2 separate regions of the Homo sapiens genome follow, and region 2 is linked to region 1. A link is a contact called in ENCODE Hi-C data. All regions are on one chromosome and are shown on one strand. Each heading gives the region's core, a stretch centred on a gene start or an enhancer-like site at or near the end of the contact. The rest is flanking DNA. Distances are from core to core; before and after follow the strand shown.

Evidence for each region. A loop is a pair of places that touch in the nucleus more often than their neighbours do. Pooled maps may share reads with other maps.
Region 2: a map of heart right ventricle shows a loop between it and region 1 (2.9-fold over the local background). The contact joins the enhancer-like site here to the promoter of LINC01985 in region 1. A Hi-C loop is called at or near these places in 3 of 168 maps with a recorded cell type or tissue (aorta, heart right ventricle and posterior cingulate gyrus) and 3 of 50 pooled maps.

The regions. Positions count from the first base shown.
Region 1 is chr3:30,514,518-30,521,221 of GRCh38, forward strand. It overlaps LINC01985 (long intergenic non-protein coding RNA 1985), which reads left to right and starts at 4,351. Exons shown (of 3, transcript NR_147054.1): 1 at 4,351-4,440.
Region 2 is chr3:30,422,366-30,429,069 of GRCh38, forward strand. The region is part of intron 4 of LOC101927995 (a long non-coding RNA gene); the gene reads left to right. LOC105377013 (a long non-coding RNA gene) reads right to left here. Exons shown (of 4, transcript XR_940683.2): 4 at 1. Among named protein-coding and RNA genes, the nearest start is that of LINC01985, 93 kb to the right of the region's middle. Within about 2 kb of position 4,131, at least 6 of the 41 ENCODE cell types and tissues checked have a DNase peak (open chromatin) inside an H3K27ac peak, as active enhancers do; they include heart right ventricle, where a contact is called at or near this core.

The DNA of each region.
Region 1 (6,704 bases), core at 3,101-5,600:
ACCTCAGCCTCGCAAGAAGTACTTGGGACTACAGGTGTGTGCCACCACACCAAGCTAATCATTTTATTTTATTTTTTTGTCGAGATGGGGTCTCTCTATGTTGCCATGGCTGGTCTGGAACTCCTGGGCTCAAGCAATCCTTTCACCTCAGCCTTCCAAAGTGCTGGGATTACAGGTGTGAGCCATTGATGAACGGAGCCTCAAAGTCTTTTTGAATGGTGTCCCATGGAGTTGTGCAACGTGGTGACTCTGTTTCAGCCATTTTTCTGTACTGTTCTCTATTGTATCCACCCCAACGCTATACTCCACACATACCCATACACACATATACATACAATCCAAGTTCAAGTCCCCGATTTTGTTCATGCTTTCACATTATGTGGAATGCTCCACCTCCTCCCACACGTGCACCCAGGCCATCTTCACAAGGCTAATACCTGTTATTCTTTGAGCCTCAACTCAGACATCTCCCCACCAAGCAACCTTTCCTGAGCACTTCACCTTTTACTTGGCACCTCTGCAGGCCTCTAACAGTGTATTCCATACTGGTCTGTGATCATATTTTGATATTGCTCTTTTCTATTAGACTATAAGGGTCTTAAGGGCAAAGATAATTTCTTTCTCGCCTTCTTTGTCTTTGGCTTGATGAACTCAACTATTTTAAGTTCTTTGCAGTATAGCCTTCCTGAAAGTTGTAATGTAAGTGGCTAAAGTCATTCCTCAAAACTCTATGAAACTTTCAGACAGCTTTAAACACTCCTCCCTGTGTCATTTTCACCATAGGTGTGTAGCACTCCCAATCCCAGGTTCCCCTGGGCTTTCTGTAACAGAAAGCATCTTTTTGGATTTTGCCCTGCCCAGGTTGAGCTCCTGGCTTTAGACTTTCTCTTTCCTTATTAAAATTGCTTCTTTCTAGCAAGCTCTTCGACCCAACTATCTAGCGATTAATTTAATAAATTAGTCTAGTATTTCCAAGAGGGTGTGGTAAATTATTTAAGGTAGTATATGGACAAACTATTTTAATAGATATAACTAATTTTATTGTTTTTATGATTTATATAACTAACACATGAAATGAATAGTTTAATAGTTACTATTGCTTATGAGAAGGCTGAAATTCAAAAACTAAGTTAGTTTAAAAAAATGTTAAATAAGGATACAGGTAACACACAAATGTAACACCCAAAACAAGAAGAGAAATCCTCAGATATGATGATGGTCAGTTCTATGTGCCAATTTGTCAATGCTGTTGCACCAGTGATTCAATCAAACACTAATCTAGGTGTTGCTGTGAATGTGTTTTGTAAATATGAATAGCATATATAATTAGTTACTTTTAAGTAAAGGAGACTATCATCTCTAATGTGCTTGACCCTGACTCTGTCCACTGAAAGTCCTTGAAAGCACAGGTGAGCTTTTCTTGACAAGGAAGAAATTCTTCCTGTGGACTGTAGCATCAACTTCTGCCTAACTTCAAGCCTGCCCTTCCCAATGGTCTACCCTGCGGATTTCAGACTTGTCACCAGCCTCCACAATCATAAAAGACAATTCCTTGCACAGATAGATAAGATAGATAGATAGACAGATAGGTAGATAGATATCCTACCAATTCTTTTTATCTGGTATAACCCTGAATGATATATCCAATGACTGAAGTTTTGCTTAAGGTTTTCCTGGCCTACAGTAACTGCATATTAACTCTAACTTTCTGGAAATAATGCTTAGAATCAGAACTTGACTTTATTGTCAACTATTATTGTTGTAAATAAAAGTGAGATATTAGTATTCAAAACTTGACAAGATACCATTGCTCCCTTTTCCTGCTTTTACCCACTTTATTTGTATTGGCTTGTGGATAAGAGGTCCCTGCCAAAATGTGTCAACTGGCATAGGAAGAGTAATTTATTTCAGCTAGCATATGTAACCTGACTCAGTAAAACGGTGCTGGTACTTGATAACCACATGTGCTGTCAAAATAGAGGTGCAGCTTAGAATCCTAGGATCCTGGAGAATTCAAGCTCCACCAAGCTCTCATCAGAATAACTTGAAATGTTATTTAAAATGGTGTTTCCTAGACCATCCGTCTCAGTTCTGCTACAGAAGACCCAGATTTTTACAGGCTTCCCACATGATACTTACAATGCTTTAGGAGTTCCCTAGTGGACCTGCAAAATGGTTCTGTCTTTACATTTTTAAAATTTTAGGATTCTGTAACATAGTGTATTTGAGAAATCTCTGTTATAGCTACAAGGACCCCAATATTTAGAATCCACTTAACTAGTCTGTGTTAGGTTGATTTAGTGACCCCAATTTTTTACTCCTCCCTATATCACACCCTTGCCATAGTAACTTCATAAATGAAGTATATTTTCACACTGCTTGGTACTAAATACTCATGAATGAGGCATATTTCCACACTCCTTGGCTTAGGGATTGGTCATGTGACTTGCCTTAGCCAATGGCAGGTTGTCCAAAATTGACCAGTGGACCCTCAATGTAAAACAAAGCCACCCCAGCCACCATGGCCTGAAACTGAGCCTCCCCAAACAACACACAGCTCTATGAGGACAAATAATTATTATTTTAAGTTCCTGAGTTTCAGAGGTGGTTTATTACATAGTGTTATTGCAGTGATCACTAAATGATACATAAACTAATTCCCTAACAGTATGGAGGAGGCAACTGAGGAACTAAGAAGCAAAGTGACTCCTACAGAGCCTTAATCCAAAGGAAAAACTCAAAATGGTAGGACTTTCATAGCAGGCCAGAAGAACACATTGATAAAGAGGTTTTCTTCTCCTTTTTTTGAGACGGAGTCTCACTCTGTCACCCAGGATGGAGTGTAGTGGTGCGATCTTGGCCTACTGCAACCTCTGCCTCCCAGGTTCAAGCGATTCTCCTGCCTCAGCCTCCTGAGTAGCTGGGATTACAGTCACGTGCCACCATAACTGGCTAATTTTTTTTGCATTTTTAGTACAGGCAGGGTTTCACTATGTTGGACAGGCTGGTCTCAAACTCCTGACCTCTGGTGATCCACCTGCCTGGGCCTTCCGAAGCGCTGGGATTACACGCATGGGCCACCACACCCAGCTGATAAAGAGGTTTTCAACATCCTTCCTTCCAACCACATGAAGTAGGCTAGCATCTTCAGATTGATACACCTTTGGAGTAGCAGCATCTTTCCCATCCACAAAACATCACCATGCTGCTCAGCCATGGAAACAGCTGAAGTTCAGTGGGACCACCTTATGGTCTGTAAGATGGGAGGTTGGTGTCCTTCCACCTCCTCCAATGACCTCAGTTCAGTTACTTTCAAACAACCATATACTAGCTGTTGAGTTAAAAACAAATACCACTAAGCCTTATTGCCTTGAGCATGGCATCTTTTATGCCAACCATTAAGATTTATATATCCAAATGCCTTTATTTAATACCTCAAGAAAACATCTTGCCTATTGGACAATTACCTACAGTAGTTAATTTTGATGGAAGGAAATTAGAGTAGAACTGTTTATTATAATCATGTCCAATTAGGACTCAGATTTGGAATTGCTCACTAAGACTCAAGAGTGTTTGAGCTGATTCATTGATTACAATGCTATGAAGAAATTACAAAAGGAATCTAAATGCCCTTGAGAACCTAAGGGACATTTGTTAATGCCAGTACATGTCACAGAGCCTGGAGCTTTATATTTCCACAGGGTTTCTTGGAAACCCTATTTTGCCAAATACCTTGAATTCACGCCCAAGCATTCTTCCTGTTCACAGCCACATGGTGGACCCAGTGCTGAAGGGAGATTAACACTGCAGTTTTCTTGCACAAGGCTCAGACTACACAATACTAAAAAATAAAAAGATAAACATGATTCTAGGCACATTCCGTGCCTCATCTCCATGGCCCAGTTCCTGTTATCCATAAGTAGTTTTAAAATAGTCCACGTTGTTCAGTCCTGCAAAATCAACAGCACTGGAAAGTTGGCAGGTATACTTGTTTAAACAAAGCTCCCAAGTTTTCTGCTGGCAGGTGTTTCCAGAGTTCTTGGAGCACAATTCTTTGGATAGGATATTTGCCAATATACATAGCAACAGGAAAGAAAAAGTGTTTTCCTTTACCACATTGGAGACACTGAAATGCCTTAGATGCAAAGCTGGATATTCAGTTCAGAGGGTTTTTTTGGCTGCAGGTCAAGAATAAATAATAATGAGATCCAGCATCTCTCTGCTCAGAACTCTGATGGGCTTCAGAGTGGAATGAGATCACTTATCAAATTGGCAACAGGTCCTCTCTGGCCATCTCCGTATAGTTTGACCCAATGAGTTTGGTTCTCCCTTCTTTGTCAATTCCCCTGTCTCCTGAATGTCTCATTCTCAAACTAATTTTGCTTGAAATTGTGGCTGGAGATGGTATGTTTGAAACTTAATATGATGAACATAGAACAGGTAAGACATTATTCTTCCCCCATTCATTCCTAGTCATTGATTTTAGTTACATTTTTAAGTCCAGCTTTCCAAAACTGAAACATGGGACTGCTTTAAAAGCACATGACTAATTTCATAATCTGTTCCTTTGCAGTTGGATTGGTTCATAGTTGCTTCCCTCAGATTCATTCTCTGAGCCATTCAATTAAGATCAGCCTTGGTGCTGGAACCCCACAAGAGAGAAGTAATACCTTGTCTCTTACCCTGAACTGCAAAAAACTAAATAGAAGATTAAAAAAATAATAATAAGCAAAGCAAGACTAAAGTCTGAGGAGGGGAAACACAAGCAAAGTAGGGAAAGGTCTGGGGGAGAAGTTTTTAAAACTTAAAGGAAGTCAAAATGTTTCTGGCTTAGAAGGTACTTAATGGTCATTAAATTGTAACTCAGTGAAAATTAAGAGTTTTAAGTTCCGCCTACAAAAATGTAGAATACCAGGCAATACTAAAAGTTACTGTAAGTCTTTTTTTTTAGTTACGTGCTAATGGAAAATGTGTATTGAATTTAAGTTCTTTCGTTTTTGTATTAACTGGCCTCATCTTGGGGTTCAATTAATGCCTCTGTCTGTATGATAACTTTCCTTCATTTCCCTCATAGTGTCTTGTCTTTAGTATTTTGAGAACTTTCTTATAAGTTTCCAAGCAAAGATACTCTTATAGATGTTCTGGGTTCCGAATGGGCCATTTCAGTAGAGTCTAGATGTAGCTGAGGGCCTTCTCTCAGAAAATTCATCTGTTTTGGGAAAAAAAAAAAAAAAAAAAAAAAGCCTGGGTGCAGTGGCTCACTCCTGTAATCCCAACACTTTGGGAGGCCGAGGCGGGCAGATCACTTGAGGTCAGGAGTTCAAGACCAGCCTGGCCAACATGGTGAAACCCCATCTCTACTAAAAATACAAAAAGTAGCCGGGCATGGTGGCACACAACTGTAGTCCTAGCTACTTGAAAGGCTGAGGCGGGAGAATCATTTGAACCTGGAAGGTAGAGGTTGCAATGAGCCGAGATCACTCCACTGCAATCCAGCCCGGGCAATAGAGCAAGACTGTCAGAAAAACAAAAACAAAACAAAAAAACAACTAGCCATTCAATTGACAGAGAGAAAACTAATTTTTTTCTTCAGTTTAACTGTAGAACCGTGGCTACAAAAAGAAATCACATTGGTCAGATTCTGAGTTTTTTACTTCAGGAAGACATCTGAGGAAATAACAGTGATTAATAATATAAAACTTGATCAGATAGACCTGAGTTTACATTCCTGCTTTTTACCTACTTGCAGGGTGTTTTAAAAAATAAGGCTGTCAGTTCAATAATGGTGTTGCCTCTCCTAGCTGTGATAATTCGATTCATTTATTAAAATCTCTGGGCTTTGGTTCCTCAGTGATAAAACAGTCAAGATGAGTAGATGTGATTGGAAGAATTAAATGAAGTAGTATAGTCAAGAGCAGACCCCATAAAGGCGATTTGATTAGAATGGCCACAAATATTTGACTGCAACTTTAAGATCACCATACTTTTTAACTTTTATGTGTTTTCTTTCATGAGTACTAAATATCTATTGTAGGGAAATTAGAAAATACAGAGAAGTAAAAATAATGAGAATTACTTAATCACTTATAGAATCACTTGCCAGAAATAATTATTGAGAATTCGATTAAATCCTATCAGACTTAATCATAAAAAATCAAAATGACATCAGATTGTCCCTGAAATGTTTAATTTTCACCTTTTAGAGTATCTGCCTGATCTCTTTTATGAAAGTGAGTGAAGAAAGTCATAAGAAATTGATTTCTAGGAGGTAAACCAGGAGAAAGAATCCTGAGAAGATTTGGGAGGAAATGAACTTACTGTTTGTTTGTTTTCACAAAGGAAGAAATGTTGCGAATTCCAGGCAGAATATTGTTTTCTGCCAGATCCTTTCCGGAAAAGGCAATAGTGCTAAGGCAGGGTTTCTCTCAGAAAAATAGCAAGCCCTGAAGGATTTCTATTGGGTAGGTTTCACTAAAAATGAGGAATCAATATTGTTTTTATTGTCAGCTCCCAGTGACTGAATTGGAAAGGACTGAGAAAGCAATAACTTCATTTTTCAAAAGTTGCCTCCCTTTTCCCTTCTTTCCCTTCATTAGGATAATTTGTAAAAGCTTTTTGGCTCTTTCTGTGGTCTCTATTACCAAAAGATCTGAACAATTATTTTTGAAAATTTACCCCTAAAATCTATTTGATAGTAATGTTTT
Region 2 (6,704 bases), core at 2,881-5,380, 92 kb before region 1:
CCTACAGGCACACAAGAGAAAGAGAGAAAGTGTGTTTAGATGGAAGCGACAGTCTTTTTATAGCCTCATCTCAGAAAAACATTCTATCACTTCTGCCATATTTGTTAGAAGTGAATCAGTAAGTCCAGTCTTGACTCAAGGGGAGAGAATTATACAAGGGTATCAATACCAGAATATGGAAATCATGGGGGACTGTCTTGAAAGTTGCCTAACACGGAAGTGGTGATAATGGGCTTCTTTGCCTCAATCCTAATCTTTGTAGTGATATTTCCAATATTTCACCATAAATTATACCGTTTATTATAGTTATATTTAATACTGTCTTCAGATTGGGAACATTCTCATCTATTCAAAATTACTAAAAGGTTGTTTTTAACTATGAATTTTTTGAATTTTATCCAATATTTTCTCTGTACCTATTGAGATAATTATTATTTTCTCCTTTGTTTTGTTAATGAGTGTATTTTCTTTTTTCTTTTCTTTTTTTTTTTTTTTTTGAGACAGAGTCTCTCTCTGTCTCCCAGGCTGGAGCACAGTGGCACGATCTCAGCTCACTGGAAGCTCCGCTTCCCAGGTTCACGCCATTCACCTGCTTCAGCCTCCTGAGTAGCTGGGACTACAGGCGCCTGCCACCACGCCCGGCTAATTTTTTGTATTTTTAGTAGAGATGGAGTTTCACCCTGTTAGCCAGGATGGTCTCAATCTCCTGACCTCGTGATCTGCCTGCCTTGGCCTCCCAAAGTGCTGGGATTACAGGCGTGAGCCACCGCACCCGGCCTGTTAATGAGTGTATTTTCATTGATGAACTTCTTAAACGTTAATCAGCCTCAATTTTCTAATATGAACTCAACTTGGTTGTGGTGCTATACTTTTTATATATTGATAGGTTTAGTCTGTAAACTTTTCTGTTAGCATTTTTCCACCAATGTTCATAAGAGAGACTGATTTATAATGTCAATCTCATTATATGTCAATCTTTCTGTAATGTCACTGTTAGGAATTGCTATCAGAATTTTTCTGACCTTATGAGTTGAAAAGTGCTCCTTGTTTTTCAGAGTGGGTATAAGACTGATATTTTCTCCGTAAATGTTTGAAAAAAATTACTAGCAAAGCCAGTTGGGTCTCAAGTTTTTTGTTTGGTTTTATTCAGTGTGAATTTGATTACTTTAATAAATATTATTCTATTCAAATGATCTATTTCCTGTATCACTTTGATAGTTTTTCTCAAAACTTTTCTCAATAGATATGAGGTCTAAAATTTACTAAAATAAAATTGTTTATCAAATACTCTTATTTTCTTTTTAATGTCCATAGTATCTGTAATAATGTCTCTCTTACATTCATTATATTGGTAATTTTTCACTTCTCACTACCTTTTTTATGGTCAAAGCGGAATCTGGTCATTTTTAATAATGTTTCCAAATAACCACCTTTTGATTGTTGATAATGTCATGTCTATTATATCTTTATTTTCTACCTCATTAGTTTTATTAACTTTCTTATATTCATTGTTTTCTTCCTTTTACTTTCTTTGGATCTAATTTGCTGCCCTTTATCTAATTATTTGGAGTGGATACCTTAGATCATTAATTTTCAGCCTTTCTTAATTTCTAATACATCTAAACAAGGCTTTAAATTTTCCTCTAAGCAAGACTTTAAGCTCATATTTTAAAAGGTTTGATGTAATATGTTTTCTTTTTCATTGAGCTTAAAATATTTTCTAATTTTCACTATTTTTTGACTCATTGATTCTTTAAACGTGTATTTTTAAATTTTCTGTCACTTGAGAATATCTAGTTAGCTTTTAATAATTCTTTTCTATCTTATTTCTACCCTGAGCAAAATAACCTGCCAGATTTCAATCTTCTCCCATCTCGAGACTTGCTTTACCCTTCCGCATACGATCAAGTTTGCTAAATGTTTCCTGTGTGCTTGAATGTGGATGTTACATTTGCTGGCTACAGTGGTGTGTACATGTCAGTTGGATCAATTAATAAGTCAACTTTTTTATTTTTACTTTTTATTTGTTTGCTCTAATAGTTACTTAGAGGGTTACATTGTTTGTCATCATGATTGTGAAATTTATTTCTCCTTTAAAATTTGTTAACTTTTCCTTTACATATTTTGAGGCTTTATTTTAGATTATACACATTTAGTATTAACATTTTTCTGGTAAATTGGTTCTTATTTATTCATTTTTTGCCAGCCTTATTTAGGCTATAATTTACATATCACACAATTCATCCTTTTAAAATGTAAACTAAAATGGATTTTAGTATATTTACATAATTGCAAAATGTTACTACAATCAATTTTAAAATATTTTAAACCCACTGACATTTGTGGTAACTCTTTGTTCTGCTACCCTAACCTCCAGCATAAGCAACTACTATTCTAATATTTTCTGCATAGATTCGGACATTTTATATAAATGGAATCATACAATATGTGATTTTTTTTTTTACCAGGTTTTTAAACTTAGTATATATTTCAAGATTCATTTATGTTGGGACATATAGTAGTATTTTCTTCCTTTTTTATTACCAAACAGCCATTCATCTTATGGATATTCATTTTTATATACATCCTTCAATTAGTAGACATTTTACTTAATTCTACTTTTATGCTATATGAATAATACTGCTATAAACATTTGTGTACAAGTTTTATGTGGGTATATGTTTTTGTCTGGGTATATTACTAGGAGTGAAATTGCTGGGTATTATAATAACTCCATGTTTAACACTCTAGGAAACTGCCAAACTGTTTGTGCTTATTTGCCATTTGTATATTCTTTGGATAAATGTCTAATCAGAGCCTTTGCTCATTTTTAATTGGGTTATTTCCCTTTTTATTATTGGTTTGTGTGGATTCTTTATAAATACAAGATACATATATATATTGGATATATATGATTTGCAAATAATTTCCCTTATTCTGTGGGTTGTCTTCTCAGATGCTTCATAATGTCCTTTAAAGTGCAAAGTGCTTTTAATTTTCATGAAGTTGAATTCATATGCATTTTTTGGTGTGTGCACTTGGTGTCATATCTAAGAAGGCTTTGCCATGAAGGTATATCATAAAGATATGTTCCTATGTTTTCTTCTATGAGATCTTTCGTTTAGCTCTTACATTTAGGTACATAATTTTAGTTTAGCTCTTACATTTAGGTCTATAATTTATTTGAAGTTAATTTTTGTGTACAGTATAAGGAAGGCATCCAATTTCATTCTTTACATATGGGTATCCAGTTATCCCAGTACTTATTGAAAAAACTTTTTCTTGCAATTAAATTATGTTGAAACTTTGTCAAAAAATTAGTTGACAGCAAATGTCAGGATTTACTTTTGTACTTTCCATTCTTTTACATTGATCTATATGTCTATCCAAATGCTAATACCACATTGTCTTGGTTTTTGTAGCTTTGAAGTAGGTTCTACAATCGGGAACTGTAAATCCTCCAATTTTGTTCTTTTTTTATAAAGCTTGTTTTGGCTATCCTGGTTCTCTTGCACTCTATATGAATTTTAGAATCAACTTATCAATTTCTGAAAAAAAAGTCAGCTATCTGTAATTTTGATAAGTATTGCATTAATTGTGTAGATAAATTTGTGGAGTATTAACACCTTAAAATAATAAATCTTCCAACCCATGAACATAGGTTGTAATATTTAAGTCTTCTCAAATTTCTTTCATCAATGTTTTGCAGTTTTCAGAGTACAAGTTTTGCACTTCTTTTGTTAATTTCATTTCTAAGTATTTATAGCTTTTGAAGCTGTCATAAATGGAATTATATCCTTAATTTCTTTTTCAGATTGTTAATTGCTAGTGTATAGAAATACAATTGGTTTTGCACATTTGTCTTACATCTTGAACATTACTGTGCTCATTTATTAATTCTAATTGTTTCCTTACAAGATCCTGTCTTCTAACAATAGGGTTCAATATTATTACCCAGTCACACCTGGGGTAGAGCTTCTGCCCTGTGAATGGGGGTGGATGGAAGAAGGGAGCCCCAGACTTTTCAGCTGCTCTTGCTTGGAATAGAGCTTCTGCAACACAGATCTGGGGGTGGTAATGAGAAATGCTGTCAGCCTGTCCTTTCTGAGAAGATACCACGGCCCTTGACTGGGAGCTGGGAGGAATGCAAGCTCTGTGTTCTTGGCTGCAACTCCTCTTGGCTGGAGTAGAGCTTCTGTCATGCTCAGCTGGAGAGCGGGGGAAGGGAGCACGTCTTTAGTTCAAATGCCACCTATTTTTACTGTTCTTAATAAGATTTAGAAGATTTTCTTAAATATATATGTCTCCATTTGCTGGATGCCCTTAGACATTTTCCAAAAATTATAGATTTGTGTCATTGTTTTTCCTTTGTTAAAACTTACTAATTTTCACCAGTTACAGTTGTTTCACTGGGCAAAGGATCCTCTGAGCTCCTCATGACATCATTCAAGATGTGACTCTTGTCACTTCTTTTATTACTATAAAATTCCCTCATTATTTCCTGAATCCTAGTTTATTAGATAATAATATAACTACATCAGCTTTTTAAAAATGAGTAGTATTTGCATAATGATCTCTACTCTTTATTTTCAGCCTGCCTCTTTTCTCATATTTAAGGTACATTCATTATAAACAGCATATAACTGGGTTTTGATTTTGAATCAGTTCACAGTCTTTGTTTTCAAATTGGAGTATTTTTTTCTAGTAGTTTCAACATATTTGGGCTCAAATCTACCATAATACTTTGTAATATTTTGTTTAATCTGCTTTCTGTTCTTTATGTCTTCTTTCTTGCCTTCCACCAAAATAATCAAATAAATTGTATTATTTAATTTCCCTCCTTCAATAATATGTTTAGTATAATTTTCTCTATCAACTTTCTGGTGGTATTAGAAATTACCATATGTATCTTTGACTTATCAGAGTCTATATAAATTAGTACTATTTTCCTTTTCTAGACAGTGCAAAACCTTGTATCACTTTAATTGTCATTTATTCTCCTCCAACCTTTTGTACTATTGTTTTCTTGTAATTTAATCCTACATTTATTTTAAACACCACAAGGCAGCATTATTACTGCTTAATATATAGTCAATAGACATTTTCCCAGTGCTTTGGGAGGCCACAGTGGGAGGGTTGCTTGAGGACAGGAGTTCAAGATTAGCCAGGGCAACATAGCCAGGCCCCATCTCTACAAAAAAAATATGAAATAAAAAAATTAGCCATGTGTACTGGTGGGCACCTATAGTCCCAGCTGCTCAGGAGGCTGAGGCAGGAGGATTGCTTGAGCTCACTAATTTGAGGATTGGTGAGCTATCACTGTGCCATTGCACTTGAGCCTGAGCAATAGAGCAAGAATTTGTCTCTTAAAAAAAAATAAACGTTTAAAATTTTCAAAATATTCACCCTTTTCAATGTCTGCCCTTCTATCTGGGGTTATGTTATTCTTCTTGACAGACTTTTCTGTTAAGTTTTTTGCTGTAAGCTAAGCCTGCTACTGAATCAGTCTTCTAGACTTTTTTTTTTTTTACCTAAAAATGTCTTTATTTTATCTTAATTTTTAAAGGGTATTTTCATTTTATATGGAATTCTAGGTTGATAGAGTTTTTGTTTTATCTCAAGACACCATTCTGTTATTTTATGCTTCCATCATTTTGGTTAGAAAGACAGATATCAAAGTTATTCTTGTTTCTTTTTAGGTAGCATGCCTTTGTTTTCTGTCTGCTTCTAAGAAACTATTTTTGCCTTTGTACTTAGCAGTTTTACAATAATGTGCCTATGTATGTCTTATTTTTCATTGATCATCTTGAAGTCACAGCAATTTTTAAATCTGTGTCTTGGTGGTGGTTTACATCATTGTTTTGCCAATATACCTTCAAATACTGCTTCTGTCCCATTTTATCCCTTCTCTTCTTCAGGAACTCAAATTAAACATGTTAGGCATTTTTAATCCTTGACCAAATTTCCTGTTTCAATTATCCATTCTATCCCAAAAGTTAGTGAATTAAAACAACAATCACTTCTTTTAAAACTCACAATTCTGTGAATTAGGAATTTTGTCAGACCACAATGGGGATGACTAAGCTGGGATGACTTGAATAGCTAAGGAGCAGTCAGTCATATTGGCTCTACTGGGGCAATATGTCTGAGGCCTTAGTTCTGGTTTTTGCTTGGATTCTTTAGATGTCCTTCCTCTGCCCTTTCAGATGTCCATCTTGAACTTTCTTAAGTCATGAGAGTCTAAGACCAACAAAAGGAAAAATTTAATGCAATCAAGCATCAACATCAAACTACTCCAAACTAAAGGAGGAAGTTCGAACCCATGGCAAAGAAGTTAAAAACCTTGAAAAAAAATTAGACAAATGGCTAACAAGAATAACCAATGCAGAGAAGTCCTTAAAGGACCTGATGGAGCTGAAAACCAAGGCATGAGAACTACGTGACGAATGCATAAGTCTCAGTAGCCAATTTGATCAACTGGAAGAAAGGGTATCAGTGATGGAAGATCAAATGAATGAAATGAAGTGAGAAGAGAAGTTTAGAGAAAAAAGAATAAAAAGAAATGAACAAAGCCTCCAAGAAATATGGGACTATGTGAAAAGACCAAATCTATATCTGATCGGTGTACCTGAAAGTGACAGGGAGAATGGAACCAAGTTGGAAAACACTCTGCAGGATATTATCTAGGAGAACTTCCCCAATCT